Linked DNA regions of Mus musculus: region 1 is linked to region 2. The links are chromatin loops, found by intact Hi-C in ENCODE. Cell type or tissue: heart. All regions are shown on one strand. Links, peaks and the distances in the headings refer to the core of each region. The heading gives the core; the rest is flanking DNA. Region 1 holds the start of Faxc (failed axon connections homolog). Region 2 holds the start of Coq3 (coenzyme Q3 methyltransferase).

Evidence for each region. Hi-C counts contacts between places; a loop is a spot of excess contacts. Peaks named below come from ENCODE experiments on the same cell type or tissue, not always from the same donor. Only the 100,000 strongest peaks of a DNase experiment are listed, where the experiment ranks them.
Region 1: a loop joins it to region 2, with 1.8 times the contacts of the local background. A loop is called at or near these places in 9 of 42 quality-filtered maps.

What each region holds. Positions count from the first base shown.
Region 1 is chr4:21,924,723-21,939,740 of GRCm38, reverse strand. It overlaps Faxc (failed axon connections homolog), which reads right to left and starts at 8,415. Exons shown (of 6, transcript NM_175234.4): 1 at 7,912-8,415; 2 at 2,973-3,108. The coding sequence starts at 8,177. In heart, for the core only: no CTCF peak of the experiment used is centred there; DNase peaks (open chromatin) are centred at 8,120 and 8,460; H3K4me3 peaks cover 2,005 bases; H3K27ac peaks cover 1,281 bases.
Region 2 is chr4:21,869,074-21,882,925 of GRCm38, reverse strand. Pnisr (PNN interacting serine/arginine-rich) reads right to left here. Exons shown (of 11, transcript NM_001369189.1): 8 at 13,311-13,410; 9 at 12,521-12,574; 10 at 11,318-11,488; 11 at 6,451-9,340. The coding sequence ends at 8,250. Coq3 (coenzyme Q3 methyltransferase) reads right to left here and starts at 3,280. Exons shown (of 7, transcript NM_172687.2): 1 at 3,130-3,280. The coding sequence starts at 3,238. In heart, for the core only: no CTCF peak of the experiment used is centred there; a DNase peak (open chromatin) is centred at 3,135; H3K4me3 peaks cover 1,579 bases; H3K27ac peaks cover 1,171 bases.

The DNA of each region.
Region 1 (15,018 bases), core at 4,160-12,159, 53 kb before region 2:
GTGGTAGAAGGGGAAAACTGACCACTTCAAGTTGTCCTTTGACCTTCACATGTGTGTCAGGGTATGCAGATGCATCATCTGCATGTGTGTGAGCACATGCAATAAATAAAAAGGTGAAAAAGCACAGGGTACAGATATGTAGGTAGGTAGGTAGGTAGGTAGGTAGGTAGGTAGGTAGGTAGGAAGATAGATAGATAGATAGATAGATAGATAGATAGATAGATAGATAGATAGCACTCAATAGAGTATTAAGACTAAAAGCCAATTCTAAAAAGTCAGAGAGAAAAAAGAATGAGATTACTGTTAAGTTTCTCAGTAGCTGCCAGCAGTTGAGAGGCAAAGACAGGAGGAGGCTTGAATTCAAGGACTGACTCTAGCTACTGGGTACACATGGCCAGCCTACTCTACAGAGCAAGTTCCAGGCCAGCCTAGATTACAAAGTGAGACTGTTTTTAAAAATCGCCACCACCACCAAAGTTCTCAGTAGCAACATCAGAGTAAAAAAGACATTGGGGTAATTAATAATTTCCAAATGCTAAAAGCAAAGAATTTTGAAAAGAAATTTATGATATGTAAAACTGGGGGTAGGGGGAGCGGTTTCGGAAATGCCAAGCCATGGAGACTTACAGAAAAATATTCTCCAAGAAATTTCCCAAAGCCAGGTGTTGGGCACATGCCTTTAATCTCAGCATTCAAAAGGCACAAAGGAAAGCATATCTCTGAGATTTTAAAGCTAGCCTGGTCTAATAATAAGGTCCAGGCCAGCCAGAGCTACATAGTAAGGTCCTGTCTCAAGAAAGAAGGGAAGGAAGGAGGGAGAGAAACTACCCATATAAAAAGATAACCTGTGTAGGATATGTATAGGAAAATGGGTAAATGGATTTAAAACATTTTTATATAAATGTACCAAATGAGAAGCTGCAGGAATGCTATGTCCAGGATGCGAAGCTGGGGTAAGACTCTCAAATCCAATACAAGCAAAGCACTACCCATGAGAAGCCAATGATAGAGCGATAGAGAAAGATATCCCAAGCGAATAAGAACCAAGGGAGAGCTAGAGAATCCACCTCACTATGTGACAAATCCAATTTTATTTTATTTTATTTTTTCTTTTTAGGTATTTTCCTCGTTTACATTTCCAATGCTATCCCAAAAGTCCCCCATACCCACCCCCGCAATCCCCTACCCACCCACTCCCCCTTTTTGGCCCTGGCGTTCCCCTGTACTGGGGCATATAAAGTTTGCAAGTCCAATGGGCCTCTCTTTTCACTGATGGCCGACTAGGCCATCTTCTGACACATATGCAGCTAGAGACAAGAGCTCCGGGGTACTGGTTAGTTCACATTGTTGTTCCACCCATAGGGTTGCAGTTCCCTTTAGCTCCTTGGGTAATTTCTCTAGCTCCTCCATTGGGGGCCGTGTGACCCATCCAATAGCTGACTGTGAGCATCCACTTCTGTGTTTGCTAGGCCCCGGCATAGTCTCACAAGAGACAGCTACAAATCCAATTTTAAATCATCACGAGGGAGATGGTGGCGCATGCCTTTCATCTTGAGAGGCAGCGGCAGGCGGATCTCAGAGGAAGGAGGATCTCCGAGTTGGAGGCCAGTTTGAGCTCGCTCTAAGGCCAGAGTGTGTTCTAAGACAGCCAGTGCTACACAGAAAAACCCTGCCCTGAAAGAAAAAAATTACGCATTTGCATAAAGTCTCAGTAAACTGAAGGAACTGTATCAGAAACTATTTTCTGTGCTCATAACATCAAAATCAATTATAGAAACAAAGCCCCAGTAAACTTCCAGACATTGAGAACTTGTTATAAAGGGAAACAGAAGAGAAAAAGTTTAAGCTGCACAAAGTAACGACAAGATCAATAATACAACAAAATGGGTTAGCCACCTCCAGCATAACAGAGGGAAAGATGGATGTCTTCAAGTTCATTCTTTTGTTTATTCTTTTTATGAAATAGTGTTTATTTCTATTTTCATGTTTAGGAAAAGTTATAAATTTAAATGAAAGTTATAAATTTAAATGAATGTATGTATTAAAAATGATCCATATTCTAAAATCAGTAATTAGTCATAATTAAGATTCTGGCATATTTTCTTTTTTCATGGGGTGAAAATACTTGCAAATTATTTATTACATAAGAATGTGTGTGTGTGTGTGTGTGTGTGTGTGTGTGTGTATGTATGTATGTATGTATGTGCGTGCGTGTATATATGGGTATGTGTGTTTCTTTTTCCTTCTTTTTTCTTGAATTTCTCCCTATAATTTTTTTTTAATTATTTACTTCATGTGTCGGTGTTTTGCCTGCTTGTATATCTGTGTGCCACATGCTTGTCTTGATGCCTCAAGTCAGAAGAGGACATGGGATCTCCTGTAACCGAACTCACACATGATCATGAACTACCATGTAGGTTGTAGAACCGAACCAGGGTCCTCTGCATGAGTCACAAATGCCCTTAACCACCAAACCATCTCTCCAACATCTCTTAATTGCTTCTTTAATGCTGAAATGAACAGGTACTTCCTTAAAAACCACCTGAGCAGAACATAGGGAAGTTAAAATCTCTTCAAAGGCCAGAGCTATAGCTGGGTGGGAGAGCCATGAGGCACTAGCTTCAGGCCCTAGAACTTCCAATCCATTATGCCTTCTAACCCCACATTCATGGAGGACAAAATAACAGATGTAAACCTAAAAGTACCACCAGGCAGTCTCACCAGCTGTTCCATAAGCCTAGCCAAACCTCCAACCAAAGAACACATTAAAAGAAATATTATGAGTCCCTCATTAGAACTGATGGAAAAACAAAAGTCAATAGATCCTGGAGTCACATGTCTCTCTTGCTGACGACTGGGTATGGTTACCTTCAGACCCTGCCTTCTCTGATATCCACTTGTGTGACATTAACTACCCCATCCTCTAGGTGATATCGATGTCGCAAGAATAAAACATATTTGCAAACAAGTACCTGATAGGGTAGGTCAGCCATTCTTAAGTAAGTTTCCATTTTCAAACAGAAAGGAGACAAGCTGGGGACACCATTGTTAGGTCTTGCAAACTGATGCAAAATAATAGCATCTTTGGAGTCGAGCTCTTGCTGTTTCCTGTCAAAACCAAAACAGAAACAGAGAATATAGCCCACCTGTTAGTTTTCCGTTGCCTCGGTTCTCAAGAGGACCCTGTGGGATTGTTGCCCTCTATGAACAAGCAAAAGTGTGTGTGATAGGTCTTACCTCATCCGGGGTTTAGAGACCAGAAGCATAGTGGACATGCGGGAGGGTCTTACGGACTCTTAGATGACTAGAACCCGGTGGCCCAGGGAAGTCATTACAAACCAACCTGCTTTCTTATGTGCAGCCTATGGGCAAGAGGAGTATTTGGGAGACAGGCATTTTGTGGTTACTATGTGTATCACTTGACTGTGTGTGTTTCATGGCCATTGCTTTATTTAAGCTTCAAAAAGAACCTTATGAAGTAGATATAGTACACATAGTTTATGGATGGCAAACACTAGAAGGTGAGACTATTTCAGGCCTTTAATCCTGGCTCTCAGGAGGCTGATACAGAAGGATCACAAGTTCATGGTCTACCTGGGCTACAGAGGATCCTGGGTACAGAGATAGTCACATTGGCAGTGGTCTGTAGAACCTGGAGAATGCCTACATTAGACAATACCCTTCTCTATAAAATGTGGAGCTAACAGAATGGGCAGGCTGCACCATGACCCACATCTTCAGGAAATCTGATACTGAAAATCCTGGTTCCTTTTCTATACTGACAATCACAAGGATTAAATAAAATGGTATCTGTGAACATCAAGCATTAAAAGTGAGCAAAAATGTATTCTTACACAATAAGATATGGTCTTGTTCACTTCCAATTTCACCCAATCTGGCTTATACACCCCTCAGAGACCTATTACAATTTCCACTGTTTTGTGCACCTAACATTTCCCAGTCAGATGAACTCCATTCTCAAGCTTTGGACCCCTCTGAACTTCCCCTCTCCAAATCCAGGTTTAGTCCTACACCTAGCCAAGCAGAAATGGCTTGTCACCATCCACACATGGTGCACACTAGCCTCAGCATCTCCACTTCATAAAACAAGTTCTCTTGGGGTTTACCAACCAAGAGCCTACTCCATTTAAAGACCTCAGAATGACTCATTCTGAAATTACAAGCCAATAGAGTTAAAAGCATTTACTACAAAACAGAGGTTTTCCGTTTGATGAAATGTGTGGGAGGTCGGATATTAAAATCCAGGACCAATTTTGACTATATTAGTAAGCAATACAAATGCTACACTTCACAACTGACTTTGCCCAGTAAAATAATTCACATCACAGTGATGCTTTTATATAAATTAGAGAGGCAAAGGCTTAGGAGCTAAAGGGAGATAAATAGGAAATCCTCTGCCCTCTGAACAGAAGAGTCAAGTTCTGAAGGTTAAGTTAGGCCCTATCATAGTCATAAAGATGCTGATCATGAGCCAACATGTGCCAGTGACTTTATAGACACGGGCCATATTAACCTACTTACTTTTGCTAATAGCACTCTAAAGTGGGCATTGCTAGAGTTTAAATTTGGGACGCCATACCAATGCTCTGTCGTAGACAGGAAACTTCAAAGTCAGAAAGTAACTTGCCCAAGGAACTTCAATTTGAGACCAAGTGTGTCAGGCCAAGAATAGCAGCAGATTCCAACTATTCAGAAGGCAGAGGCAGGAAAATTGCAAGTTCAAGGCCAGCCTAGGCAATTCAGCTAGACCATGTCAAAAAATTGCCAAAAAATGAGTGGAGTGAGGATATAACTCCGTGGTAGGGTACTTGGCTTCCATGGGTAAAGCACTGGGATCAATCCCTAGTACAATCCATATATATATATATATATGTAAATATATGTATATATGTGTGCATATATGTATATATATGCGCACACATATACACACCTCAAAACTGACTTTGCTCAGTAAAATATATATATATATATATACACACACACACACACACGTGTGTGTGTGTGTGTGTGTGTGTGTGTGTGTGTGTGTGTGTGTATCAAAAGGCTGAATCAAATTGAACCCAATCCATGTGTTCCCAGAGGCCACTTTCTACATGTCAGAACCCTCTCCCTAGTTAAGGTCACAGGGTCAGATGAGTCGCTTCCTGTGCAGCTTATCACAAAACAACCTTAGAAGGAGATCTGAATAAGAGAACACCTGCAGAGGCCAGCTGGCTAACAGAAAAGGAGCCTGAGCAGCTCCTGGCCCTGCCTGAGAATATCAGAGATGATCCTGTCTCTGTAACAGGCAATGAGTCAGTCTTAGGGATCAGATGGGGACCCTTTAGCTGGAGAACACAAAGTGCAAATGAGCTCCAGGTAATGAGATCATTACTTAATCATTCGCTTGACGAGCAAACTTCCAGACGCTTGAGTAAATTTTATATAGATGCCACTCTACTCTGGGGAAACAAAGGATTAAGACAACAATTATTTTAAAATAGAACAGTGGAAAAATACAAATAACCAAAGTAATATCACAAATAACTAACCACGCTTCACCAAAAACAACACATGCATTGGTTGTACTCACTAGTTAGACTTAATTAACCTTATAACTTTATTTCCTCATGAGACAAAGCCATAGATTAACGCTAATCTGGGCAACAGAAAGTCCAGGCATGGTAGGGGAAGGTTGACATTGACAATGAACTTAGACAGCGGGGCCACTTTATATTTCCCTCCCACACATGTGATTTTGATTTTGCCTAACTGTACAGAAGTTTAGATTTCTCAGCAAGTGAAAGTTTTCCTCTCTTGTACCCGTACCCATCTTCTGACGCCCATCTTCACTGCTCCTGTCTGCGCCATAGCTCTCTGAAAGCTGGCAGAAAGTTGCATCCTGACCACAGGCCTCCCTTGCCAAGAAATGCCCCCTTTCTCAGTTCTCTTCCTTTCTCCCCCCAACAAAACACCTCAAAATAAGCAGGCTCTCCCAAGCAGCCGGGCTCCACACTGGAACCTCCGTCTTTCTCCTGTCACTGTGTAATCTTCATCAAGGTAAGCTAACCTTCTCCTACTCCTTAGTGGTAGCTGTTACAGACACATGCAATCACAGACACACAGGGAGTACTACTAACTTCCCAAAATTTCAGCTGCCTTCTTTCAGTTTGTATTATAATAGGGGTTTATCAATTCATTTGTCAAGAAACAAAAGTAAACAAACCATAGGTCTTAAAACCCCTTGATCCAAGTAAAGATTCAGAGCTGGGGCTTGTGATCACCACAATGGAGAAGGAGCTAGCCTGGGCAGAGGGCTGAAGAGTGTATAGGGTCCAGAGCTTCAAGGGCGTGGTCTATTCCAAGTGAGCTCCCAAGGCCCTGTTATTTCTGCAAGGTCATCAAAGCCACATTTTGGATTCAGCCATGTGAAGCTTCCACTCTCCACAAACTGGAGAAAGGCTGAGATGCTGAATGGTACAGGGGCAGTCTTCACAGGCTATGGAGTGAAATACAACTGAGAAACAACAGGCTACTGTGTAAAATGCTGCACAGGTGTGGGGTTCTTCATATGGACTGAAACCTGACGTGAAACAGAGTTCTCAGACTGGCACCAATGGGGCGTAATCTTCATGCTATCTCACTTTAAAACTTTTGTGTTTGGCTCAACTAAATTCAAGACGCTGTGCTCAATGAGATATACTGAAGTTAAAATCAACTTCTCAGTCTTCCACTGTGGCTAAATGATATGAAAGCCAACACATTTTTCTCAGACCCAAATGCTTTCTTATCCTTTCAGAGCCAACAAATAGTGAGTTCAGTAGGGCGATCATGGTGTCCTCCTGCACTTCCTGAAGTCCATTAGAGGTCACCAGCCACTTTACAGCCTCTAGAACCATGCTCCTCCTTCACCCTACCCCTGGAAAATATGGTAGGAACACATCCCAGCTCCTTCGAAAATACTGGTCAGAAGAGAAATTCTGAGCTACGGAAAATTGCTCTGCCTCCAATAATCTCCAGAGACTGGGGTCCCAAATGCATGGAAATTTTAACCCAAAATTGACATGCCCATTAGCCAAAGGCTGTCTCAGTACCCAGTGGCATCTACCACTAAAGATCTATCTATGGGACTAGCAGTCCCAACAGCAGGGGCATCCATTTATTGTAATTTTCAAGTCAGCCCTGTACACATTCTGCGGCAGGCAGCCATGAAACTGTTTACAGCCCAGGGAGACTCCCTGTTATGCCAAGTGCTCCATGTGCTAGCGCTGCCCTCAGATCTCCTACCGCTCGCAGAATGATTGTATTTAAGCTTGAAGGTGCTTACAGTTCCACACCAGATAAGCAGGTAAGCAGGTTAAGGCTGCATCAAAACTGAACAGGGTTACACCAAGCTTCTGCAACTGCAGCCTCCTAATAATGTTGACATTTATAAAGAAGAGTAAGAGAGAACTAACCTTTTAGGTAAAGATGAGGTTAATAGTTAATGTTCCAGCATCATTACCCATAAACCAATTAGGCGTTTATAAAAGTGTACCTTAGTATTTCTACAGAGCTTTATTCTATTGTTACGAATGCACTGATTGCAGTTAGACTCTTCCTATGGGCTTTAGCAGATTGTTTATATCCATAACACTGGTGACTCACAGCACTTTGCTTTTAGCATCGAAATGATGGAAGGAAAACGCTTTCTTTCCCTTCCCAATTTAACCCTCCCATCAACTCTAAATGGCTCCTTACAAGTGGCCAGGTGACCGTGAAACGCCTTAGGGGGTTAGAGGATGAGAGAGGACGCTTGGACCTTTGGGCGGCGGGACCTAGGGGCTGGTTCCGGAACCCCCTTTGAGCCAGCCCTACCCGGGCTAGCTGCCCTGGTCAGTGCCCGCTTCGGGGGCCCTCTCTCCGGCTCACCTAATGACCAGGAGTTCGTGGAGCAGATACGCAGCCGCGGCCAGCAAAGCTCCCCCGGTCAAATAAAGGGTTTTCTTCCACCAGGGATCCGAGCCCAGCCCTGCCATGATCCCACCGTAATCCTGCAAAGGGAAAGCGATGATGTCCCCATAAAAGGAGAAGGGCTCCTCGGACCCGGCCCACCAGCCGAAGAAGGAGATGCTCTGGTTCCAGCTCAGGTCCACCACGCACGGCCTGGACGAGGCAAAGCCAACCCCCCAGTGCATGCTGCGCGGCTGGCTCCGGGCGCCCCTCCCAGGGCCCGCGCCGCCCGCATGGGAAGAGGCCGGCGCCCGGGCGAGCGGGCGGGTTCAGCGGTGCGCAGGGGGCGCGGGCGGAGGCGACGGCGGAAGGACGCGGACGGCGAGCGGAGATCTGGGATGGCTGGGCCCCCGGGCCCGGCGAGGCAGCGGCGGCCGCCGGCCTCCCTGGCCGAGGCCTCTCGCAGGCGCTCTTTGTGTCAGCGCGTGGAAAGGGCCACGTGATGTCATTGCTCCCCTGGGCCCGGCAACAGAGGCGGGATAATGTCACCTACCCCGCGCCCTGCCCCCGCCCCGCATCCCCGCGGTGCGCTGCCTCTGCTCGGCCGCAGCTGCGGGGCTGGACGCCCGGGCTCGGGGAGGCGGGCGGCGCGGGAGGCTGCGATGGCTGCGGCTGAGCCGAGCCCAGAGCCGCCGCCCTCGGTTCCACCCGCTCCCGCCCGCAGGCGCCTTGCGGAGCGCAGGGAACTCACCTGCCCTGAGCCACAGACCGGAAACCTTGGGCCAGGGCAGATTAAGGTCGGGAGCGTCTGTCTGCTCTCATTGCTTTAAAGAGCTCAGGTAAGCACAGTCACCTAGGTCCCAGGCAAGGTGCTGATGAAGTGATTGAGGTCCGCCTTGACAAATAACAGCAGAAAGTACTCTAGGTGAGAAATCTTCCCACCTTGGAAATCGTTACCAAGGATATCGCTGATACAGGATGGTCCCTTTGGGTGCTGAAAATTTGTAAAATAAGCAACTGTGTATTAAATGGTTTTCCCACTCTGGGTAACCCTGAAGAGATCGATTAGAGATTGGATTTAGGGCCTTATACATGGCAGGCACGCTCTCTACCAACATGGAATGTTCTAGATCCTTTAAATCCTTAAATGTAGACCATGTGTTCTAGCCAGAGCATGGGCAGTTTCAGTTTAGAGGAAATAAAAATATTGAAGACATATGATTTGTCACAATTTAAAATTCAAGTATGACTATAAGAATACATCTGTCCCCCAATACAGTAGAGACTGGGGTGCTGATGAAAGGGGCTCCCATTTCCTGGATTTCACCCCCTTAGAATAAACAGGTTGTACAGTCATGCTAGAAATAAAACAAAAGATTGTTTACCACCATAGCTAGAGAAGGAGGCCCTACCCAAGTTGTCACGAATTTTAGGGTCATCCCAAAGGGAGTTAAAGACCTCTCAGGATGTGTAGTCTGACATGAACTTCCATGAGAAGGAGACAGCAATCAGCCCAATGCAGTGACAGAGGAGGCCAACAGAAGGCCAGCCTGGGCCAGATACCAAGGAGCTACAGGGTGTCATCCCCCACACACTAACACAATACACACATCCTGCAAGGCACTGCAGCACTAGGTGGGACTAGGGGCATCCTCTCCCACTGAGACAAGATGAGGTGGTCCATTTAGGGGTGCGGGATCCACAGGCAGGCAACAGGCCCTGCACCAGTTGTTGGGGGACTGGAAGACTGACTCTTTAAAGAACCGCTTCTTTTCTTTCGTTTTTTCAAGGCAGGGTTTCTCTGTGTAGCCCTGGTTGTCCTGGAACTCACTCTGTAGACCAGACTGGCCTCGAACTCAGAAATCCGCCTGCCTCTGCCTCCCAAGTGCTGGGATTAAAGGCATGTGCGACCACTGCCCTGCTAAAAAACAAAACAAAACAAAAAACAAAACAAAACAAACTGCTTCTAAATGCGGAATGGACACTCGGATCTCAGATTTGACTGGCAGTAGCTATGCAGTCCTGCCTCATCTCTAAAGGCAGAGCGGGTAGGAGCTAAACCTGAGCGATAAGACCCTCCACTAGGCACTGGAAGGGTGTGAAGATTCCAGATGGAGAGCCACCACCTTTACTCCTTCCCTACAATCACAACTGAGTTTGTCAGTTTTGGTAATTCCTCCCAGTCAAAAGAATGGAATATACCTCTGGCCCTGGGCAGAAAAGGCATTCTGATCTTTCTCTGGCGAACAGAACATGTCATACTTTTGTCTTTCCCCTTAAGAGTTAATTCATCTGGGCCTGTCAATCACTTGGCCAAGAGACCACGCCCTCAGTAAGGCTGATGCTAATGCTGATCATGCTGTCCTCCAGCGCCTCCTGACTATTTTTATGTCCTTTTGTGAAAAAGAACCCAAATAGGGAGTTTTAATTTCCCCTATATTAAAATCACTATTAGTGGTGAACTAATAATTTTTTGAGCATTTTTTTCCAAAATTAAGTCAAAGTGTTGAAAGGGGAGGGAACTAATTAACTGAACACTTACCTACACAGTATTTCACAACATAATTTTTCAGTAATTTTTATTTATGTATGTATTTATTATATCTAAGTACACTGTAGCTCTCTGCAGACGCTTCATCAGGAGAGGGCAGCAGATCTCATTATAGATGGCTGTGAGCCACCATGTGGTTGCTAGGATTTGAATTCAGGACTTTCGGAAGAGAAGTCAGTGCTCTTAACCGCTGAGCCATCTCTCCAGCCCATTTTTTCTTTTCCTTTGCTTCTTTTTCTTTTATGTAGATATTTTCTTTATTTACATTTCAAATGTTCTTGGTTTCCCCTCCAAAAACCTATCTCTCCCCTCTGCCTGCTCACCAACCCCTCCCCCCCCCACACACACACACACTCCTGCTTCCTGGCCCTGGCATTCCCCTACACTGGGACATAGAACCTTCACAGGACCAAGGGCCTCTCCTCTCATTGATGACTGACAAAGCCAACCTCTGCTACATAAGCAGCTGGAGCCATGGGTCCCTCCATGTTTACTCTTTGATTGGTGGTTTAGTCCCTGGGAGCTCTGGGGGTACTGGTTAGTTCATATTGTTGTTCCTCCTATGGGGCTGCAAACCCCTTCAGCTCCTTGGGTCCTTTCTCTAGCTCCTCCATTGGGGACCCTGTGCTTAGTCCAATGATTGGCTGAGAGCATCCACCTCTGTATTTGTCAGGCACTGGCAGAGCCTCTCAGGAGACAACTATATCAGGCTCCTGTCAGCAAGCACTTGCTGGCATCCACAATAGTGTCTGGGTTTGGTGACTGTATATGGGATGGATACTGTCTTAGTCAGGGTTTCTATTCCTGCACAAACATCATGACCAAGAAGCAAGTTGGGGAGGAAAGGATTTATTCAGCTTACACTTCCATACTGTTGTTCATCACCAAGGAAGTCAGGACTGGAACTCAAGTAGGTCATGAAGCAGGAGCTGATGCAGAGGCCATGGAGGGATGTTACTTACTGGCTTGCTTTCCCTGGCTTGCTCAGCTTCCCCTTATAAGCTCAGTTTTCTTATAGAACCTAGGATTGCCAGCCCAGGTATGGAACCACCCACAATGGATCCTCCCCTTTGATCAGTAATGAGAAAATGCCTTACAGCTGGATCTTATGGAAGCATTTCCTCAAGGGAGACTCCTTTCTCTGTGATAACTCCAGCTTGTGTCAAGTTGACACACAAAACCAGCCGTTACACTCCCCAAGTTGCTTTGGTCATGGTGTTTCATCACAGCAACAGTAACTATAACTAAAACAATTTGTAAAGAACAAATCTAATACTGCCCTACTTGCCTGGGAGAGGTGATTTTTCTTTTAATGCCAGGTACTAAACCAATGGTTTTGTATGTGATAGGCAAGCACTCTACCACTGAGCTGTACCCCTGGCTTTTATTTTTTATTTTAAGAAAGCCTAAGTTGCTCAGGCTGTCCTTGAACTTTCCCCCTTTCCAGCTCAGCCTTCAAGGAACTGGGATTACAGACCTGCACTACCAGATCCAGCAATGAGCATTATATCTAGAAGAAAGTCTGTCACCATGAAGTGACTTTATCTATGTGCTTTTTTTAATCTATTGGACTTGAGTGTTTTATAAATCTCTAAGCAGCTCTCAGAGAGCATCTCCTATGAGACTAGCTTAGTACTGAGAAGGAAAATAGGGGACTAATAGGCTCAGATGAGGGAGGGGAGTTGAAAATGCTTCGTTAGAAGGACAGGGGCATCTTTTAATTTAGCAGTGTATTAGTTTGCTAGTACAAAGGACAAAACTGGGGTCACATCTACAGGAGCAAAACAAGCAAGCAATGCATAGCCAGGTAACCAGAAAGGCCAAACACGGTAGGAGGTGAGTTAGACAGGTGTGGGAAAGATAGTCAAGAAGTGAGTGAGCCCTTCCAGAAAATACCAAGTGGAATCAAGTCATATGTTCCCAGAAACTCAAGTGAATTCAGCCACCAGAGCAGATACTACTGATCTTAGTGTGTATAATAGAGCTTTTTAAAAAATTTTTTCAATTCTATAACAAAATATGTCAGCCATGTTAATTTGATTTAAAAGCCATTATTGTAGGCATACATTTTTTTGCAACCTACTTTTAATAAGGGTTCAACCTTTCCCCTAGCCTGCCACTCAGCAGAGGTAGTGGAAGAGAAAGGTTATTGGGATAGTGGGGAAGTGGACCTGTTCTTTGGCAGCAATTCGGTCCCATAGCAAACACTAAATACGATTCAGCAGCTGCAGACCAATCCTTTAGGCAGGCAGACACCATGCACAAACCAGCAGTTACAGTCCAGTCCTTTCAGCAAGCAGACACCAGGCGGCTGTAGTTCAGTCTTGAAGAAAACGCCAGGCTTGCCAACTGGTCTGAGGTGAGGACTCAAAGGGAGCGAGCTGCTGCAGGAACCTCGAGAGCAGTTCTTGGGTGAGTTTCTCTCAGTGGGAGTGTTATCACAAATTGAGCTCAACCATGCTTATGTACGGTAAACCAAAGTATGCGTGTTTTTTTCGAAGAATAGCAAGGTAGAGCAAACCAATCCAAAGCTCAGTGCTGGTCCGCCACTGACTGTGGGGTCATGTTTATACTGCGCCATTACAGGTCCTTGCACAGGTTTGCTATATCAACACATCCTTTCACCTATGTCTGCTTCAGGAAAGCATTCTTTCACGTGCTTGCTTTAGCAAGACATCACCTGTGTGCCCCAGCAAAAACATCATTTGGCATAACTAACTTTCCAAAGAACTACAAGTTTCCACTTCACACTATTTATCTCACATTTTGGGGGAGACTAGAGTCTCTCTCCCTCCAGGAAAAAAACAAAACAAAACAGCATAATGCTGGTTGTGGCAAGGACTCCATGCCAAATGGCAGGGTGCTTGTAAGAGAAAGCAGTCCCATCTGGATAGAGGAAACCATAGGAGACACAGGCAGGCCGTGGTTAAATAAATTCTCAGTAACTCACTCCAGGACACCAGTTTGTCCTTTAGGTGAACTAAGAACATCACACTAGCCATGCCTCTTAAAGGTTCCTTACCACCATCATCTTGAGGACCAAACCTAAATAGAGAGATTGTGGGGAAACAGATCACAGCACTGAGTGAGCACAGTCAAGTCCTGAGGAGGCCGACACTTGATACTTGATGAATCTCTCTCTCTCTCTCTCTCTCTCTCTCTCTCTCTCTCTCTCTCTCTCTGTGTGTGTGTGTGTGTGTGTGTGTGTGTGTAACCCTGGCTCTTGGAACTTGATCTGTAGACCTCCATCTCAGGTCCCTGCATGTCTCTTCTTCCCAGGTGCTGGGGTTAAAGGGCAGCACCACCACACTGGCTTGGGTAAGCTGTACTCTTGATAGTTCTGAAAGTGTTTGCTTCGTCCTCTCTACCCGTACCACTCAGGATGTTCTGGAAAAGCTTCATCTTCCCTAGTTAGAACCTGAGTAACCAGGGTCTCCTTACAGTTTAATGCCTGTGCTTCTCTGGACACCTGAAATCTCAACAATATGGCCACCTAAACAAGATAGGAACAACGGCAACACCAGTTCATCTGCCAATGTGGATAAGAAGAATCTCACAGGGCCCCACCCCGAGACAAAGAGCCACAGGCAATCAAGGAACACCAATAGAGGAAGAATTAGTCTTCCCTAGGGATGAGCCCTCCAATTAACTATCTGATATAAAGTGGCCAGCCCTAAAAACATATGAGCAACAACATATAAACTCTCTGTGTGTGTGTGTGTGTGTGTGTGTGTTTAATAATAATAAAGATCCCACCCCTTGACGGGGTACAGGAGAGCTGGCCCCACTACTCACTGGCTGCAGCACTCAGGTGAGCAGGCCTGAACTTCACCTCACCTGGGCAACAAGGTAGAGCTGGCCCTGCCCCTCGCCTGGGCAAAGCAGGAAAGCTGGCCCTGGTGGTGTGGGCAAAGGCGATCTGGTGTGCTGACCAACTTAACTACCACCCAGGCCAAGATCCAGGGCTTTGAGTTGGCCTACCCCAAGATCTACCCCATCTATGATCTGCTAAAGTATATGAAGGGGCCAGTTCTACACAACCAAAGCTGCAGGATCCGCAATGACACAGGGCAAAAACAGGATATCCAAGAGGAGTCCCAGTGAGGATCCAGTACTGATGGTATAGCAGAACCCAGAGGCTTCCTCCCAGACCAGTGACTTATCACGATGAACATCTGTAAGTAAAGCTGTTTGGGCAAAAGGGTATATACTGTGTGGCACACCACAGCTTCCACAGAGAGATATTTGGGGGTGGGGTAGGGGCGTTGAATATGCTTGGCCCAGGGATTAGCACTATTTGGAGATGTGGCCTTGGAGGAAGTGTGTCACTGTGCGTGTGGGCTTTAAGACCCTCATCCTAGCTGCCTGGAAGTCAGTCTTCTCTTAGCTACCTTCAGAACAAGATGCAGAACTCTCAGCTCCTCCAGCACCATGCATGGATGCCTTGATGATAATGGATGGAACCTCTGAGCCTGTAAGCCAGCCCCAGTTAAATGCTGTCCTTTGTAAGAGTTGCCTTGGTCATTGTGTCTCTT
Region 2 (13,852 bases), core at 1-8,000:
TACTGACTGAGCCACCTTCCCAGTTCTGGCTTTTAAAAAACAAACATATATATAGTCCCCTGACGTTTATGTACATTTGAATGCTTTCACCTGGTCCCCTTTTTCTTCTTTCATTTTTTCTATTGTTTTGCCCTTCTTCTTTAGCAACCCTGACATTCAACACCTCCTTTATCCTTTTGTCTGATTACCCAGGTCTTTCTTTCCTTTTCTATCCCTTTCTGGTCTTCTTCCTGTATCTTTTTACTTTGACACACTTAGCACATTGGAAAGTAGTTTTTCATTGTTAGTGCTGTGTCCACTGGTGGGCTGTCATTAATTTTTACACGTGTTTATATAGCTTGTATGGTTTGCTGTTGTTGTTGCCAAGTGGTACGTGGGTTAAATGTTCAGAAGGCGATCACTCACTAGGAAGATGCCCCAACCCAGAAGAAATATCCAAACCAACAGATATGCAAATCACAGCATATCAGAAAGCAAGACAGCATGACTCCCCAAAGACCATCCTCCAGCGACAGAACCCAATGATACTGAAAAGTCAAGTACCGGATAAAGATTTCAAATGACTTCTCATGAAAATGATCAATGACCCAAAGAGTATACAAATAAAAAGATGAACCCAATACAGGTCCAAAAGAGGAAACTCGACAACAGAGTGGAAGAAGTCAGCAACGTGGATGAAAGGTCAGCAGCAGCAAAACTACCCCACGCCCAAAATCTGAAAAGAAAAACAAGACAACAAACAAAAACCACAGCCTGAACAAAACAAAACCAACAGAAATGTTAGAAAGTAAGACCTCAGTAAATAAGTAGGTAAATAATACAGTGGAAAACATCATCAATAGAATCAAGTAGAGTCATATAACTAGAGGCCAAGGGTGACTAACACTATATTCAAATGCCAATAAGGAAAAGAACTAAAATGAGATACAACTGAAAGAAGAAATCTAAAAATCATGGGCTAGAAGAACAAGCTGAGATAAACACCAATCACACAGAATATCCATTCACTGGCATCAGAGGAAAAAAATTCCTCAAATCTTCAGAAAGAAACAGATATTCAAAACACATCTGGAGACTTGGAACCCCAAATACCTGCGACTGGAGACAAACCTCTCCATGACATTACAGTCATGTTATCAAAAACAGTCAACCATTGGTTAAGAGCACACACAGTTCTTCTAGAGTTCAGTTCCTAGCACCCATGTCAAGCTGCTCATAGCTGCCTGTAACTCCAGCTCCAGGGGATACAAAATCTTTGGCCTCTGCAGGTGCCCACACTCATGTGCACATACCCTTGCCCCCACATACACATAATTAAAAATAGAAATATTTTTAAACGAAAGTAAAGAAACAATATTACAAACTATAAGAAGAAAAATATGGGCTTGGAGAGATGGCTCAGCTGTTAAAGGGTAGGCTCACAACCAAAAATATAAGAAGAAAAATATGCACAAATCACCTATATAGTCGAAACATGAGACTAACTCCAGCTCTCTTGATCAACAATCCTCAAAAACAAGAAACCATGAAATAAAATACATTCTAAGCTCTTAAAGAAAATAACCATCAGCCAAGGCTGCTATAAGCCAAAAGTCTATCTTTTAAATGGGCGATGAGGGTTGGAGAGGTGGCTCAGCAGTTAAGAACACTGGCTTCTCTTCCAGAGAAACTGGACTGGATTCTCCAGCATCCATGGGGCAGTTTCCAACCGATAGACGTACAGTCCTAGGGAATCCGATGCTCTCTTCTAGCCTGTAAGGACATCAGGCACACACAGCCTGTGGTCTGCAGCTGTAGATGCAAGCAAACACCCATACCCATGCCCATACCAGAAAAGACTGGCAGTGACATGAAGATGTGGTGAGACAAGTACAAATTAGAGCAATGGCATCATGTCAGCAGAGCTGGCAAAGGCACGGAGGAGGTGACTATACGTAAGGGAAGAACATGCCAATCACAACAGCTTGGGAGGCCGAGGCAGGTGGGTCTTCTGATGTATGAGACACACATTAAAAGGTTTCTAAAAAATGGACCAGAGATGTTCTGGATCTCTGGAACAATGACTCGGATTGTTCTGGAAGACAAAGTTTAAACAATAAAAGAGTATAAATGTATATAAAGACAATAAAATCTTATAAAAGACAATAGAAGAGTATAAAATCATCTCTCCAGAAAATTAAAGTTGGAATCGTAATTCCATCTAGATCTCCAAGTTCATTAATATTTATTTATATCTTGCTCTCTTAAAAATTATAATTATTTTTTTCAGTAGTATTTAAATAGGTATTATTGCTGTTACTGTCATATTAAAATTCCCAACCATACCAATCTCTACCATATAGTGGTCATTTTCTTTTCTTTTTTTTTCTTTTTTTTTTTTGTTTTTTTTTTTGTTTTTGTTTTTGTTTTTCGAGACAAGGTTTCTCTGTGTAGCCCTGGCTGTCTTGGAACTCACTCTGTAGACCAGGCTGGCCTCGAACTCAGAAATCCGCCTGCCTCTGCCTCCTGAGTGCTGGGATTAAAGGCGTGTGCCACCACGCCCGGCCTGGTCATTTTCTTGTAAAGGTTGAACCTAATTATCTGCGTACTACTTGCGTTTAAAAATCTATAGCACCAAATGCAGTTAGCTCTTTACTTTATTTGCCAAACAAGAGCATAAATGCCTTAAATTCTTTGGCGGGGACGGTAAGATGGTGAGCAATAAAGTAGTGAGGCAGCGCTAGGACGTTCCCCGTGTGTCTTTCTTGGTTTGGTTTGGAAAGCAAGAACCACCTCCAGGATCCAGCAAGTTGAATGGCGGCTCCCGGGCCACAAGCTCATAGAACGCAAATAAAATAGGGCAAAGGTCGTGGGCTACCCGGCGGCGGCGGCACAAGAGACACGCTCTCCGAGGCCCAGATCCTTAGTCCTCAGCCTTTTTCCCCTGGCTTCTCAGACCTGGAGGGTTGTAGCCGCTGGAGAGAGCAACACCAGGTCCCGGAGGTCACCAGGGATGAGGACGGGGCAGCGCGGCGCTGCTTTTAACCAGACCCCACGGAGCCGGACAGCCCACCGCTCTCTGCCGCGCTTGCGCAGAGCCGCCCCGGCACCCGAGGCGTGCGGAAGAACCTCCGCGCCGGCGACACTCACCCGACCGTGAAGTTAGGCGAGGAGGCTGGGCGACCGCGCTGGGGCACCCAAACCCTAGCGTTTCCAGGAGACGAACCCCACGAGAGCCCAGCCTTCCACCTCTCCACATCGCGACTAGAATCCTACTCCTTTTCCGGTCCCTCCTCACAACAAATCCCCAGCGGAAGGGTTCCGCCTCCTACACTCGCGGATGCCGGCTTTTGCATTTGCATTAGTTAATGTGAATTTGTGGTCACCGTTAACTCGAGCTCCTCTATCAAATTATGTCTGCAATGAAATAAAGAGATGTTCCTAATAAAAGGCCACGAAGACCTACCTACCTTCTCGTCCTACGAGTCACGCCGTGCTGTTTTCGTATTTACGAGCTATCTCCTCAGTCTTGGAAAACCGACTCTAATGCTTAAAATCAAGTACGGAAATGCTTTTTCCGAGAAACCCATTCTCTTTCAATGCGCTCAAGTAATCACAGAGAACAGAAGTCCACATCTAAAGTACATTCTTTGAAACTGACCCTTTATTCTGTTCAGGATACACCGTATGTAGCAGAAAACTCCTTACACTCAGTTTAGACGTTTATTGGAAGTAGAAACGGAGCAGTATGAAAGATTCTAGTATGAATCTAATATGAAGTTCATACTAGTTTTTTTTTTTTTTTTTTTTTTTGTCAACTTGACATTAATTTGATTCACCAGGAAACAGGGACCCTCTCCTGAATTGCCTTCATTAGACTGAACTGCGTGTTTGTGGGGCGGCGTTTTCTTGATTGATGTTCAGCCCTTTGGAAAGTGGAACTGGGTTGTATCTGAAGCTTGCATTTATGGATCTCGCCCAGACTTCCCTCAATGATTGATTAGGATCTCTAAGCCAAAGAGAAAGAAACCCTTCCTAGAGTTGCTTTTAGTCAGTGTTTTATCCCAGCAACTAAAAGCAAACCAGGAACGGTTAAAAAACAAACAACAAAATAAAAAATAATGCCCTCATAAAAAGAAGGGTAAACTCCTAAAATTTAGGGCGTCATTCTACATTTCAGCAGGCAGTGCTGTCCTTTAAATCGGGGAAACTTACTAAGCTCTCATCCTCTGAGCTAAAATACTAACCTCATAAGCTGTATGAAAACCAGCTGCTCTATCACTGTCAGAGGTCCCTGTGTTTGGAGGTATATGGCCATTTCTCCAAATGAAGGTGGAAAGTTTTATACACAAGTTGAAGTGTCATGTTTTTGCTGGATTGACAGACCCACGGAAAATCATGGTTAACACTCTTAAGGACTTCTGTGCATGGACTGTACTTAACATTAAGTGTACACCACACAGCTCCATAGCCATCCCAGTCTCGCTTCAGCAAAGGCAGGAAGTGATATGCTTAAATACTGGTAGGAAGCAAAGAACCCTCTAAATCCCCCCACGCAGCAACAAAACGCTTTTCTGTAAGTTCAGTTGAGCTGTGTCAGAAATAAAATTGTGGTGACTGTAATGCAGTATGTAGCCATTACTGTAGGAAAGTTCCAGAGTAACTCCAGTCTTACTTATGAACAAGCTGTAAACTAGCTCATACATATTTTAGAAAACTCAACACCCATTTAACATTTGCAATGTGTTCTAGTTCTTTAATAAAAAATGAAGGGTAAGTCACTTTATGTCTACACAAGCTTTATCCCTTTGAACAATCTACTACATCCATCCAGCTGAATGAGTTCTTGGACTTACTCAAAAAGTCTATCACACGGTATCCACTCTGAGAAATTCTATATTGCCACATTCTATTTAAAACTGAACTTACAGGGGAGTTGGAGAAATGGCTCAGTGAGGACCCAAGTTTCAGTTTTCACACTGTGACTCACAACCATATGTAACTCCCTATCTAGGGCACCTAACACCCTCTTCAGGTCCTTGTGGGCACCCTAACACAGATATACACTCACTATCACTAGTTCAGTTTAGAAACTTCAATGTTAATTTTTTTAACTTACTATAGGAATTTTTAGCCTTATGCAACTCCTAAAAATTTCCAACTAAAAAGTTTTAAAGCCCAGGGTCTAGAAAAATCACACACACCCCATTAAAGAAATAAATCCCAGAGCCCCTTGGTGATGGTTTAGTGGCTGAAAGCCCTGGCTGCTCATTCACAAAGTTGAATTCCCAGCATCCACAGGACCAGGTTGAATTCCCAGCACCCATATGGTGACTCACAACTGGAACTCAGGAACTCAGAGTGGAGACAAATGAAGGCAAAACACCAATACACATAAAATACATACACATTACAAGTTTTTTAAAAGTTGTAAAGCTCTTCTGCCATTATTCTTCATATTTCTTTAAAATGGACTATATTTGGGCATTTACCTATTGTGCAGTACAAAATCGACAAGACAGTTTACAAAGGCAGAAAACACATACATTACTGGAACTGCACAATATTGATATTTTGGGGCCTTAAAGCAATCTTGTAATTCTCCAAATAGGGTGGAGTCCACCCATATTCACAAAATCACAATGACTCCTACACTAGAGAACGTGGATTCCTTCAGCTTTTTTCATACTTACTATATATGTGCAGGCATGCACGGAGCAAACGTGGAAGAGTTACAGGACAATATTATTTAAATGCAATGGTATTACTGGATACTAAGATTATTATTTAAGTAAAAATATTTGACTTGCAGATTGTTCTACAGCACTTCTAATTCATGTTCGTGTGTGTGTGTGTGTGTGTGTGTGTGTGTGTGTGTGTACCATGTGTAGGTAAGTAAGCACCCACAGAGGCTAGGCTAGAGAGGGGTGTCTTACCCTGGGGGCTGGAGCCACAGGAAGTTGTGAGCCACCTAGTGTAGGTGTGGGGAAACTTAGGTTCTCTGCAAGAACTGTAATAAATGTTCTTAACCACTGAGCCCTCTCTCCAGACTTGCAAAAGGGAATCTTGTAAAGACATTCTGATCAAACAATTCAGATTGACTGTCTTGAAAATTGAATGTATTCATTTTTCAAAAGTGTAATTTTAAAAAGTACTTTATAACCAAAGTTTACATCTAACATTTATATACAATTTAGCATTTGCACCCTAAATTATGCAAGCCCTATTTAAAAAAATTTCCCCACTCAAATAAATACTGTTACATGTAAAGGAAGTAATAAATTTTCCACAAAAATCTTACAGTTGGAAATACAATCATAATGCAGGTGTATCTATTAGTAATCATGAATACTTTGTTGGTTTTAAAAGGTTAGATTTAATGATAAAAAGCGTGCAAATTATTAAGCAAAACTGGCGAATTCCTTTTGATTTTCATTTGTATGTCTAAAAATGTATGTATCATAGCCAGCAGAATTTTTCAGTAGAATTTTATTTTGAAAATAATACTTCACTTGAAGAGTAATCTAAAACACTTTAAGGTATGAAAATTTTATACAACTTATCTATTACAAATTAATCAGAATTCTTCAATTAGATACACTGTGTTAGCTCACCTACATAAAAAATATTGCACATTTTGTCTCCAGATATTACTGATGACTAAATTGTATAGAACTCCAAACTACTTATTCTGTGAAATGGCAACTTTATAAATATTGTAACTAAATGCACTGTAAACAGCCATTTTGGTAAACATGCATTTATTCACAGATTTATTTCCTTTAGATAAATGCGTAACTGCTCAAAATTAAGATGCTATGTCGAGGTACAAGAATGCACAAACAAATCTATTTCTGTCTTCATTTCAAGGAAACACTGATCTTGGCAAAAACCTGGCATTATTTTCAAATGAACTATTGCTGGTAAGAAAGCATAATACTCTGCCTTCTGTGTTCTGCACTGTGCTTCTCTTTCAGTTACAATATGAAAAGCACTGTTTCCAGAGATCAACTATCAATGTGTAAGTGTATCGTCTTAAAAACTCAGACCTGAAGCAGCTGAACACTTGGCGAAATGCCTACTACTCATCAAGCGGGGACTCACGCTAGACCGTTCACTAGCCATGGGTTTTGGAAACTGAGAAAATCAGACCATTTTAATGTTATGCAATTGACACAATCCTGCATAACACAATATTCCACCATTAAGCTGAGGTCATATTATATTTTTAAAATATATTGAATCCTACATCCTATTTCTTAACGGGTAACCCCAAGGTGTTAGGCATGTAGAACAGGAGTGACTATATAGTTCCAGACTATTAGTGTCAAATAGTCATTACAAATAACTCTACTGGTGTAATGGCCTGATTGTTTCCAGCAATTTCATTTTACAGGCGTGAATAACATTTCATACAGAGAATATATTACTTGAATGCCTCCCCTCCCCCCCAAAAAAGGTTAGAAAGCTGATCAGATGGCTTCAAAGAAAAGTAAGGTCATTTTCTGGCCCTTTCCCGAACCCTTAAAATTGGAATTTGACAAAAGTCCATGGGCACAATTTACAAACTTTGACAAACTATTCTTGGAGAAGATGGGAGTAACTTTAAAAACCTGTTATACAAAACTTCAGCTGCCTTTTTATAAAAGTACGTTCCTTAGATTAAAATCATAAAATTAAGGTGCAAGAGTTTAACAAAAATGAACTAAATAGTTTTATTGACATCACAGTACATTCAAGAATATTTTGAGAACATTACAGCTGAAAGAGAAATGGCATATTTATAGTCTTATTAAGTACTATTTCTTGAAAAAAAATGTAATACAAAGAAATCCTATTAAGTAACTTGGAGCAGCATTTGGAAAAAAGACACCTATTTACACAATAAAAAAAAAAAATCTGGTTTCACCTACACAGCCACAATGTGCCTCTATAATGAGACAAGCCCTTAAACTCATGGAATTTTTAAAAACAGCATCATGGCATTCTTGCCACATCATTCCTCAGCGCTTACGACGGGGAGGGGTTGTTGATCTGAAAGAAAAAAAAAGGGAAAAGACAAAATTTAAAAATAAAAATGTATTTATACTTAAAATCTGCAATATAAATAAATACTTTTATACAGGATTTCTAACATTATTTAAAAATATTTAATAAATACCAAACTGAGTTTATAAAAGAGAGAGAGAGAGAGAGAAAGGACACTTTCAACTTTGAATAAATTCAAAAAACTTAAAAAAAAAATCAGACAAAATACTTTAAAAAGTATACTACCTTGATCGGGACTTAGACTTGTGTTTGCGGCTTGCCTTCTTACCAGACCTTTGAGATTTCTCCAGGGAGCGCGATCGACTATGTTTAGGCTTCTTAGCCTTCTTTTCTTTGCTACTTCCGGGGGATTCGGAACTGCTCCTTCCACTAGAATCAGAACCTGAATGCCTTTTACTATCTTTGGTAGCATTTTTCTTACTATCCTGTCTAGAGTCATGTCTTATGACTTTAACAGATATAGAACCACTCCTACAGAAAGTTCTCTCACTTTCTCGCTTCCTTTTTAACCGATCATCCTGACTACTGAATTTAAAATCTTTTTCTTCCCTTTTCTGTTTTTCTTTTCTTTTATCCAGTTCACGGTCCCTTTCCTTGTCTTTCTTTCTCCTGTCTTTATCTACACTTCGACTCCTCTCCTTTTTCCTGTCTTGTTCTTTAGCCTCACCTTTATGCTTATGACTGTTCCCACTAAGATTTCCACGTGGATCCTCAATTTTACGCCTATCTCGACTCCTACTGCGACTGGAACGATTGGTTCGTCTATCCCTTGAGCGACTTCTGCTTCTACGTCTGTCTCTGGAAGGGCTCCGGTTTCTTCGTCTTTCTCTTTCAATGCTACTTCTATTAGATCTCCGCCTATCTCTCAGCTTCCCCCTGGTCCTGCTGCTGTCTACTTTCACTCTGCGCGAGTAGCTCCTGCTCCTGCTGCGTCTAGCTTTCGCTGGGGGAGACCTGCTCCTACTGGGTCTCTTTCTCCGCTTAGGAGATGAGGAGCGAGAGGACGTGCAGCTGCTGCCTGAGCTGGAGCTGTAGGAAGAACTGGAGACGGAGCTGCTACTGCTGCTCGTCCTGCTGCCGCTACTGGAGCTGCCGCTACTGGAGCTGCCTGACCTACTCCCCCGCTCCTTCTCCTTCCCTTTATGCTCTCTTTTGGGCTCTAACACTGACGGAGCTTCGTTTGGAGTTCTTTTCTTGTCATTGACCGCATCACGGTCGGCTTCACTTGCTTCTAGAAGTGATAAACTATTTTGCTCTCTGTGAATAAATTCATTCATCTCTTTTGTAACCCTTTCTGTTTGCTGCTTTTCTTCTGAAACAGAAAAAGACACAGAAAAGCCAAGTAAGAAACGAAAACTTCCCATACTATCAAATTATGACAATAGTTTCTTCATCTTTACTAGAATTAGGGTGCAAACCTCTTAAGTAATTAAAACCTTCTAACAGCTACATTAAAAAGGTATTCCCGGCTGAGAGATGCGAGGTGGTTAAGAGCACGGGTCCTGAGTTCAATTCCCAACAACCACATGGTGGCTCACAACCATGTGTGTCTGGTGTGTCTGAAGACAGCTACAGTGTACTCATATGCATAAAATAAATAAATAAAAAGGTATTGCCACATTTCATTTACCTAATCTATTCAAAGCCTTAATCTTTCCAACACTGCATCAAAGTGACCTGAAACCTCTTTTCACAGCAAATCTTCCAAGTCTAGCATCGCCTACCTATGTCAACACATTAGCTGAGTCTATTCCAAGTACTCAGCGCCCACATGTAGTTAGCTACCTACCATTTGAGACAGGACAGTAAAAGTATCAAGGGGCAGGGGTCCTATGACAGAAGGAAAGACTTCCCTCTTGTTCAGTACTAGTAAGTTAGAGATAAGCAGTGGCCGGGTATGGTGGCTTTAATCCCAGAACTTGGAAGGCAATGGCAGGAGGGTCTCTGTCAACGGTGAGCCAGGTCTGTACAGAAAGCTCCAGAGCAGTGAGGACTACCAAAAGAGACCCTTACCTCAAAGACAAAAGAAACAGACAAACAAAAAGCAAAGCCCCAACAAGAACTACAACAAAATGAGACTACAAGTGATTTTTAGAAAAATTTTTAAAAAGCTCAGTCATTTCCTAAGAGCTGTCCAAATTTTTTTTTTCAAAAATTAAACCCTTACACTCTATTATTCCTTGGATTATCACACAAACACTCAACAAAAACTGTACTTATGTAAGTGTCTTAAAGTGTTTCTATTTCTAATCTTCTATTTTCCCTAAATATCTAGGTTTTTTTTTTCAGTAACTTTAAATATACTCCATCATTACAAAAGTCTATTTTTTTCAAAAGTATATTTTCACTGCAATAATTTGAACATGAAATAAATGTATCTAAGACCCTGGTTTATGATCATGAAGACACCTGGCTCCTATGACAAAGTAGAAAGATAGGAAAAATAGAATGTGATCTCAGCTATAAGGCATCCTTACAATGAAGCCTCCAGTTCTATGCTACAATATTTCTACTTTAGTTTCAAACTAAATCTGTGGCGATACAGGATTATGGAACAACCTCTTACTAAGAGACTGAGACTTTTGCTGGACCTCACATCCAAAGTTAGTTACACCTTGAGGTCACTTAAGACATAGACTCCTTACTATGCACTTCCTGTGCACTCAGATTATTACCCTGCTTTTAAAAGGAAAATGTAACAATCACTTTTCCTTGCCTTGGATTTCTCATGGAATCAACTTTAAGCTAATGCAAAGCTACAATCTTAAATGATTACTCTTCTGCTCCCCTGACTTGGACACGCCTGTACATCATTTGTGACAAGCAGCAAATACAGAAGTTAAAAGCAACTGCCTAAAACTGAATATCAAGTTTGGAAGCAACAATTTATAAACACTGGTTGATAAAGAATGACGTTGTTTATCTGGGTCAGCTGAGATCAGTTAGTGCCAGTGACTGAATCCCTTGTGAAACTGATAAAGATTTCTGTACACTTTTCCATGCTTTCCCCCATGGGACACTTTCTATGCTGTTCAACAGATACAGAGCAAAAGCCTTTGTTAGGGTCAGACAGGTACAGAAGGATAGGCACAGTACAGAGGCGGAGGACACAGTGAACAGTAAGTAGAGAACTCAAATGTGAATTTGCTCTTGCTCATGGCTAAGTGACTCCAAGGGAAAGGTCTTTTATACACTCACGCATACTAGTGCCCTGAAGTAAAAAACATACATTACACGCTCACAAAAGCACATATGAAACTAGAGAAATGCCACAGAAATCTCAGATCACCTTCTATCTGTTTATCTTGTAACAGCTGCTGTTCTTTCTCTTTTCTCCAAAAAGCTTCTTGTTTTTGCCGGATTCGGTGCCGTAACTCTTCATCATCAGTGTCAGATGACTCAGAACCTCTGTCACTCCTCTCATCTTCACTGTCGCCTGATCCATAGCCACCCAGTCCGCCTGTGTGCGTAAAACTCAATCCATCACATGTCACATGCGAACATCACACAAGCCACTAAAAACTCTTTAAGATCAGAGGAGAAACTTTATTTTTTCATTGCCTTTTCCCGGAAGAATATGCGCATTCAGGGTGGGGAGGACAGAACTTCAAAGTTTACGGTTTCAGAATCCTCAGACAACGGTGATAGTAAAATCTTATTCCTTGGACCACTTTACATATTTCTCACAACGAAGGAATCATAACAATGGCTTTTATTGTCCATACTAACCAACAAAAGCATTTAACATGGCAAAAATGAAGTCTTACTACAGTTAAGCCAATTCAACTACCGTAATAAATTGAGAATGATTCTGAAAATATTTCTCAAGTTAATTCACTGGTATAAAAATGGTACGAGTTACTCCCCACCCAGAAGTGATCTCAAAAGTATAATTCCAAAATTACATGGGCATTTTATTCTACCCGTTTCTCTTGCTCCACACAAATTAACATGAAGATGTGGAAAAGGCAAACTCAAGCTTTAGTCTTAATAGCATGCAAATAGCAAACTATGAACACAACATTCCTGTTGTAAGATAAACCCATTTCCTCTAAGTTGAAACTTGATTTGCTCCAACACAATTTATGTAAATCATCAAATTCATTACTGTCTAGGTAAATTCTTATGTATATATGCCATAATCTTAAAAGCGAGTTTAGAAACTACCTAAACTGGGGTAGACCATTATCTATTAAGTATAAACTATGTGTATATAATATATAACATACAATTAATTATACATCATATATTATATACACACTGGAACAATAAATGAGGAACTCCTCAATTCAACTCACCCAAATGAACTACATTAGCTATCCCACTTATAGTCATTCTACTGTGAATGTTTACTCAAAGACACTAGCTAAAGCTTTTAGAGACTGAGTAAGCTGACTTCTAAGGTTCATGAACTACGCAGGAACAGTGCATTTCCCCACAGAACAAGTAGAAAGACAAGCCAGCGAGCCTCCCTTTCCCCGAGGACACTTACCGAGGCCGGTGAGGGAGGCCAGTGCACTGGACTGTGCCAGCTGCTTTGCAGGAGCTTTGTATCACATCAACAACAGGAACAACATGTTAACACAAATAGCCACGATTTCATAGTCATGAGAGTCTACGGTATTGTTAAATCTACTACTATCGCTGCTTTGTGGGGAGAGAAGAAACATTAAAAACATAACATTCATTTGAAAACCAGTAGCATGTCTGGCTTTGAAATTACAATTCTGATGTAAGCTGAAATTGGTTCATGATGAGGAAAAAAGTTGGTAAGTATATTTGTATTTCTTTCTCTGAGATATGGCACATAATTTTTTATTTTCTGTATGTTTTTAAAGTGTTACTAAAATTATAAGGGAAGGTTGTTGTCACTGCTTCCTAAGAATTAAAACTGAAAACTCTGAAGGACTGTTGTAATTCGTTATACATCTTAAATGTACAGAAGTCAGAGATCAATAACAAGACATCTATTTTTAAAAACAAAAACAAAAAAAGCCTCAAGTGAAATAAATTGAACATGAGGAATTTTCTATACCATGTTTTAGAGTATTACACAAGATGAATGCTATCTGTGATTAGGTAGGTCAGAGAAAACCAAGTGCTTCTACGGTGCCACTATGGTATCTATGAGCTGAAGCTTTCCCAAAGAGTTAACACATGCAAAGAGAAAAGATTTAAATGTGTGATAGAAATCCAGAGGACAAAAAAAAAAAAAAAAAATCCAACATCAATGAAATAAAAATTCCCCTACAAAAATGAACCCTAGAGCACCCACAATGTACCTTTCGTTGCTTTCCGATGCGCATCTTTAGCCACGTAATAAATTTCTTCATCTGTGACGTCCAGGAGAATTTCAGTTAGAAGCATCTTTGTCAGCAACATCTAAGGAAGAATATTTTATATAGTTTCTAGTTTAATTTTAATACATTTGATTATTTTCAAAATAATTAAAATGTAAAGCTCTTTTTAATTAAAATATTTTAAGCCGGGCGTGGTGGCGCAAGCCTTTAATCCCAGCACTCGGGAGGCAGAGGCAGGCGGATTTCTGAGTTCGAGGCCAGCCTGGTCTATAAAGTGAGCTCCAGGACAGCCAGGGCTACACAGAGAAACCCTGTCTCGAAAAAACAAAAAAACAAAAACAAAAAATATTTTAAGATCACACTGGTCACTACTAAGGAGTATCTTGAAAAATATTCAAAAAAACATTACAATTTGAAAAAAAAAAAAACCTTCAAATTCATACGTATCAAAGAATGAGTACCTGAGATCTCAGCAGAGCAAAAGCTGAGATGAAAAGAAAAACATTTCTGTGGTTGGGAAGATG